2 separate regions of the Homo sapiens genome follow, and region 2 is linked to region 1. The links are chromatin contacts, found by Hi-C in ENCODE. All regions are on one chromosome and are shown on one strand. Each heading gives the region's core, a stretch centred on a gene start or an enhancer-like site at or near the end of the contact. The rest is flanking DNA. Distances are from core to core; before and after follow the strand shown. Region 1 holds the start of TBP (TATA-box binding protein). Region 2 holds the start of MPC1-DT (MPC1 divergent transcript).

The links. Hi-C counts contacts between places; a loop is a spot of excess contacts on that map. Pooled maps may share reads with other maps.
Region 2: a loop to region 1 is called in a map of B cell, with 21 times the contacts of the local background. The contact joins the promoter of MPC1-DT here to the promoter of TBP in region 1. A Hi-C loop is called at or near these places in 1 of 168 maps with a recorded cell type or tissue (B cell), 1 of 37 single-sample maps with no recorded cell type and 8 of 50 pooled maps.

Annotation. Positions count from the first base shown.
Region 1 is chr6:170,553,119-170,556,157 of GRCh38, reverse strand. TBP (TATA-box binding protein) reads right to left here and starts at 1,789. Exons shown (of 8, transcript NM_003194.5): 1 at 1,695-1,789. PSMB1 (proteasome 20S subunit beta 1) reads left to right here and starts at 2,851. Exons shown (of 6, transcript NM_002793.4): 1 at 2,851-3,028. The coding sequence starts at 2,916. RefSeq lists enhancers at 1,519-1,908, 2,719-3,039.
Region 2 is chr6:166,381,218-166,384,460 of GRCh38, reverse strand. It overlaps MPC1-DT (MPC1 divergent transcript), which reads right to left and starts at 1,283. Exons shown (of 1, transcript NR_189630.1): 1 at 1-1,283. It overlaps MPC1 (mitochondrial pyruvate carrier 1), which reads left to right and starts at 1,521. Exons shown (of 5, transcript NM_016098.4): 1 at 1,521-1,655. The coding sequence starts at 1,585. RefSeq lists silencers at 849-1,588, 1,739-1,838 and an enhancer at 2,199-2,378.

The DNA.
Region 1 (3,039 bases), core at 540-3,039:
AGGCATATGCACTTCAAGCATGTGCTGGTACAGAACAGACACTCAGATATTTGCTGAATGTATGAAAGACTCTGACGATCACTTTGAAAGGGCAAAGGCCCCCAAAGACTATCTATCCTACATACTCATCACTGAAAAACAGACCAAAAAAGAAAGCAAGCTCTGCTTCTGGAAATAAATATATCAGAGATATTTTTTAAAATATACTTTTTTTTTGACAGTTATCCTATAATAACAATAACAGAAGTCCTGCAGATGAGGATATAAAGATAGGAGGATATAGTCCTTGGCATCAAAGTGTTCAATATGAAGGGTATGCAAATAACTACTGTAAAACATAGTATTATAACAGCAGGTATGGTCTAAGCTAAGTTCCTTGAATGCAGAAACCAGCCTACATGTCTTTGTGATCTCTGCATCTAGCACTATGCCTGGAATACAGTATGTGATCATGAATGAGCCCATATACACCCCTGGAAGAGAAGACAATATAGACTAACAGCCAATCACTGTGAAGAGAGCGCAGTGTTTTCACAAAGCAGGGACCATCTAACTTGGGTCTCACAAGGTGAGTAGGAATTTACACATCAGGGCTTCAGACAAAAGAGAAATCAAGCAGAAAGAGACAGATTGAAAAAGCATGCAGTATGCAGGCAACAAGCTTAGTATGACTGTATAGAAGGTCACTGCAGCAGATGAGACAGCACATATTGGTGGGCTCATACTATCAGGAGTTTTCAATGTTATTGCATAGGCAATAATAACAGTTATGGAATTTCGGAAGTGCAGTATGAACAGATCTAATTTGGCAAGACTAGATGAATTTGAGAGGAGTAAAACTGGAGGACGGAAGTTTCGTTTCAGGAATCTAAGGTTGAGGCAAGAGATAATGACGGCAGGATTTAAAGCCATTATAAGTATGATTAGAGATTTATCCAGGACCTTCGGTGGCTTCAGGCCACTTTTTGCAAGTAAGTCTACAGAAGAAACCGCACAGTGATTACTGCACTAATTTATCCTCAGAAAAGAGTTGTTTGCTGGGTATCTTCATCTCCTGGAAATTGAAACATCAAATCCGATATTTTTTGGAGGCAATCAAATTAATTCTGCATAGCCTTCTAGTGTCTGTATAACTAAATGAAGCACAGTCTTTTCACAGAAAAGTCTACCTAGAGATTTGGAAAACCATGATGGCCTGAACCGAGAGACGGGAGACCCTGCAAATAAAGTGGTGTGTATTATATCTTAAGCGCTACCGTGCCCGCTGTCTCAGGCTTCTGACAAAATATTTAAGTCTCAATGTTGGCAGCAAAACAGGCGGGCACAGATCTGGGTGAATCTGCTTCTAACATGGAGAAGAAGCGGATGGCAGGACAGGGCAGGGTAAACTTAGGGTCTTCGATGCAAGGGACTGTCCTGTCCCGCCTGCCGCCGCCCAGCCAGCCAGTAGTACCCTGAGCCCCACAATCGTACGATGGGAAGCTGCCTGCGAAACACAGCAGAGTAGGGCACCAGGCGGGAGTGGCGGCCGAGTGGCCGTTACAGGCCGGAACGGCGGCAGCACGAAAGGGAGGAACGTCCCCCGAGGGGCCTGCACGCGCGCCAATTCCTAGTCTCTTCCCCACCATTGCCCCCAGGCCTCAGTGCAGTGGTGGCCTTCGCCCGAACCGTCAGAAAAGAGTACAATCTGTTACCTGGGTCACTGCAAAGATCACTATGGGCCAGCGGAAGCGAAGTTAAACAGCCGGCGGCCCAGGCGCCCGCCACAGCGAACCTGCCCGACCTCACTGAACCCCTGGCGCGCGTTGATAATGTCACTTCCGCCAGTTCTGCCCTCGGCTTCAGCGAGTTGCTCCCACTAGGGCCGAGGCCATGAGAAGTGTGAGCATAGGTCACTTCCTGTGTTTCCATAGGTAAGGAGGGGCGAAGCTCTTGAGGAGTTCCGGGGCGGGGCCGCCGTGCCACAGCCATCTCTAATTGGCCCTTGCTGGACGTAGGAAAGATCGATTTTTAAATGGCGTGTGTGTGTATATGTGTGAGTGTGTTTTGTTGTTGTTGTTGTTGTTGTTTAAAGCAACTAGCGGCGTTACCTTCGACAAGTTACCTGACCTCTCCCCCGCATTTTTTTTCTGTAAAATTGAATAATGATAACAGTGCTTACCCTTGGGCTGTCGGGAGATTGACAGAGATTGACAGAATCAGTGCCTGAGCAGTGCTTGGCACTCAGTAAGCGCGTCCTCCTTACCTGTCAGCAAGAACGCTAGCTGATCTTCAAGCGTGTAGAATGACAAGGAACACTAAGCAAAACAAACAGCTTGTGTTTACACATGCATTTATATTCAGTTCTGCCACTCCCAGTTCATGCACTGTTGTCACATGGCTCTTTCCGCAGTTGTTTCTTAGTGGGACTTCAGCACGCCTTGATTTTCCCTTCTGTAGTTCATTGTGGCGTAATCATATGTTATACTGCTTGTTTTCTTTGTACTTTTTATTATCAGTGAGGTTGTGAGCTCTTTAAGGATAGGAAATGTTATATACATTTTTTATTAGCCAGGACAATTAACGTTCCCACCGTTATTCGAGTTGCCGTTGCGCCATAGTTCTGACAATTTTTTTGTATGGTCAGACTTAAATTTTTGTCCATTGGGGTGAATTCCAATGTTTTCTTCGAGGGGGAAAAAAACAAAAAACAAACAAAAAAAACCCTTTACATCCCTGTCAGCGCTTTTTGGAATGGGCGGGATTCAACTACCAAAGGGACAAGCCGCCGTGCAGCCCTCCAGGAGCAACGACTAGCGTGAGATAGAGAGGCCGGGAGCGAACTTCAGGAGAAGCCGGAAGTGGCGTAACGTCCGGTCAAGGCAGCCATCTCGCCGTGAGACAGCAAGTGTCGGATCCGCAGGCGCAGCCGTGCGATGTTGTCCTCTACAGCCATGTATTCGGCTCCTGGCAGAGACTTGGGGATGGAACCGCACAGAGCCGCGGGCCCTTTGCAGCTGCGATTTTCGCCCTACGTTTTCAACGGAGGGTAAAAACCCC
Region 2 (3,243 bases), core at 34-2,533, 4.2 Mb after region 1:
ACCTCCACCTCCCGGGTTCAACCGATTCTCACGCCTCAGCCTCCCGAGTAGCTGGGATCACAGGAGCGCATCACCACGCCTGGCTAATTTTTGTATTTTCAGTAGAGATGAGGTTTCACTATATTGGCCAGGCTGGTCTCAAACTCTTGACTTCAAGTGATCCACCTGCCTCAGCCTCCCAAAGTGCTGAGATTACAGGCGTGAGCCACCGCACCCGGCTACCAGAGGAATTTTGTTATATTTATTTGTTTTTTTTGGAGACAGGGTCTTGCTCTGTTGCCCAGGCTGGAATGCAATGGCGCAATCTTGGCTCATTGCAACTTCCGCCTCCCGGGTTCAAGCGATTCTTCTGTCTCAGCCTCCCAAGTAGCTGGGACTACAAGCACATGCCACCACGCCCAGCTAATTTTTTTATTTTTAGTAGAGAGGGGGTTTAACCGTATTGCCCAGGCTGGTCTCGAATTCCTGACCTCAGGTGATCCGCCCGCCTCGGCCTCCCAAAGTGCTGTGATTACAGGCGTCAGTCACCGCGCCCGGCCACCAGAGGCATTTTAAATGATCGTCCACATTAGAAACAAAACGAAACGAAACAACTTGGAAAAGTGAGCAAAAGCCTTCAATGTGTTCTTTTCTCTGCCTTTGTGATCCGAAAGTCGTGCTGCGGTTTATATACTCCTAGGCGAGGGTCGCGTGCTAATGATCCCTTTCTTTTCAATATGCACCCGCGGTGGGACTTACAGAACCTTTATTTTCAACACGTAAGCAGTCACGCTTCCTCGAGCCTAAGGCTTTGTGCTATTCTTAAATGCTTTCCTCCTCCGACGCTGCGGCTCCCTCCTGAGCCCGTAGCTGCAGCGCGTTGGTGAGGAGCGCCGGCCCTGGGTGCCGCCCGCCACCCTGGAGGGACCGGTCCGGGGGAAAGTGCTCGGGAGAAGCCAGGGGCCCCGGCTGCGGTCGCTGGCCCGGGGCTCTGCGCACTCCCCAGTGCCCGGAAACCGCAGGCTGGCCCAGCTTGCGGGCCGGGTCCGCCCACGTGGGTGTGGGAAGCGCAGGGGACGCGGGCCGCCCGGCCAAGGTGCCCTTGCCAGGAACCGGCGCAGACACAGGCCCTGGGCGGCGCGGGAACCCGGCCAGTCCCACCGCGCGCTGCGCCGCAGGGGCCCCACTGCAGGTCGCCCCAAGACCGCGCGACGCTCGGCAGGGCGCCCACAGTCCTGTGGGTCAGAGAAATGTCACCTCCACGTCCCCGCTGGCCGGGAGCCGCTGGAGCCTAGCAACCGCCTGCCAGCCCCGGCCCAGCCCCAGCCGTTTTACGGCAGCGGGCCCCGCCCCCGTGCGCCACCGAGGGCGGGAAGGAGGCGTGCGGCACGAGCCAGCCAGTCCGCGCCACCATCTCTGGCCCTGCGCCCTGTCATTGGCCGAGAGCCGGGCGGCGCGGCGCGGCCGTAAGGCGTGGCCGGGTGTCGTGAGGCGGGCCTTCGGGCTGGCTCGCCGTCGGCTGCCGGGGGGTTGGCCGGGGTGTCATTGGCTCTGGGAAGCGGCAGCAGAGGCAGGGACCACTCGGGGTCTGGTGTCGGCACAGCCATGGCGGGCGCGTTGGTGCGGAAAGCGGCGGACTATGTCCGAAGCAAGGATTTCCGGGACTACCTCATGAGGTGACGAGCGCCGCAGGCCGAACCCCGCAACCCGGAGGGGCTCCCGGGAGGCTGCGACCCGTGCAGTCCGCGACGAGGGCGGCCGCGAGGACGCGGTGGCCCCGGGCAGCGGGTGGGCCGGGGCCCAGGCGAGAGGGTGCGCTTGTCAGGGGGGCCCCACCCGGATCCCTCCCGGACCGCCACACCCCGAAGCGGACGGCGTAGAGAGCCGGTGACAGTGGGCGCCTTTCAGGGCGGGGGTGACAGTGGGCGCCCCTCAGGGCGGGGGTGACAGTGGGTGTCCTCTCCCGGCAGGGTGACAGTGGGCGCTCCTCAGGGCGGGGGTGACAGTGGGTGTCCTCTCCCGGCAGGGTGACAGTGGGCGCCCCTCAAGGCAGGGGTGACATTGAGTCCCCTTCAGGGAGTGGGTGACGGTGGGCGTCCCTCCTGGCCAAGGTGACACTGGGGACGCCTCTCCTGGTAGGCATAACAGTGGACGCCCTTCCCGGCCAGAGTGGCAGTGGGGACCTGGAGGGACGAAAGCGACGGCGCTCCTCAGGACAGGGTGACCATGGGGACGCCTCTCCCGGCAGGGGTGACAGTGGGCGCCCCTCAGGGCAGGGTGACCCGGCAGGGGTGACAGAGGCTCGTTCCTCTCCCATGGTTGGCAGTGGGCACGTCCCTCCGGGCCAGTTGACAGTGGCTCGCTCCTCCGGGCGGGAGTGGTTTCCTGGCCGGTTTCTACCAGATCCTCGGAGTGGGTCGCCGGTCACCTGCGGCCGTCCAGGTGTGCCAGAGGCGGCGACCTGGGTGTGGGGTGGGGAGACGCCAGCGGGAGGCGCTGCTGAGAGCGCGGCGCGGCGCTGTTGGAGCGGAGCTTCGGGTGCGCCCAGCGCGCTTCTGGGACAGCGGAAATAAAATGTGCTGGCCTTGGGTTCGCCTTTCGGTTTTCTCATTCTAAGGACTTTAAGCTTGGGAGGAAGTACAATTTAAGATGTTTTTATATACGAAATTCTGTCAACCAAAGTAAAGTGACGTGTCTCTAAGGTCATACTTTTTCTTCTTGTTCTATTTTCTGTTAACTCCTCCTTTCCAGTTAGAAACAAAGAGCATTCGCGGTTGGAAAGCCTGAAAATACACTTTCTATAATTTATTTGCACCTCTCATCTTGGGGCGCTTGCTTTTATTTCAAAATATTGAATATAACTTTGAAGCAGTTTTAGGTTATTTAGGAGTGTAATTTTAGTTAGTTTTTCAGTGTATGATTTTAAAACCTAGGTACGTGTACAGCTGCGGTTTTTTTTCGGTAGTTAATAGTGTGGTCAAGAGGTAAAGAGATGAAAGCTGAGGAGGAATAAATCCTGTTATAACCACACAAAAGGGATAGTATGAAGGCAACTTGATTTTAGCAATAAAAAAGTTTTAAATCCTGAATTTTATTGCAAATACTGTTTACTTCTACTTTTATAGAGCAGTAGGGTAGGAAAAATAATTCAGTCTGCCATATGGTAAACTTGTAAACAGAAGCTTCACTTCTGACTTTCAAAAAAAGACATTTCTATGCTTAAATAGAACTACTATTAATTAAGATGGGTGTTTAGCACTGTGG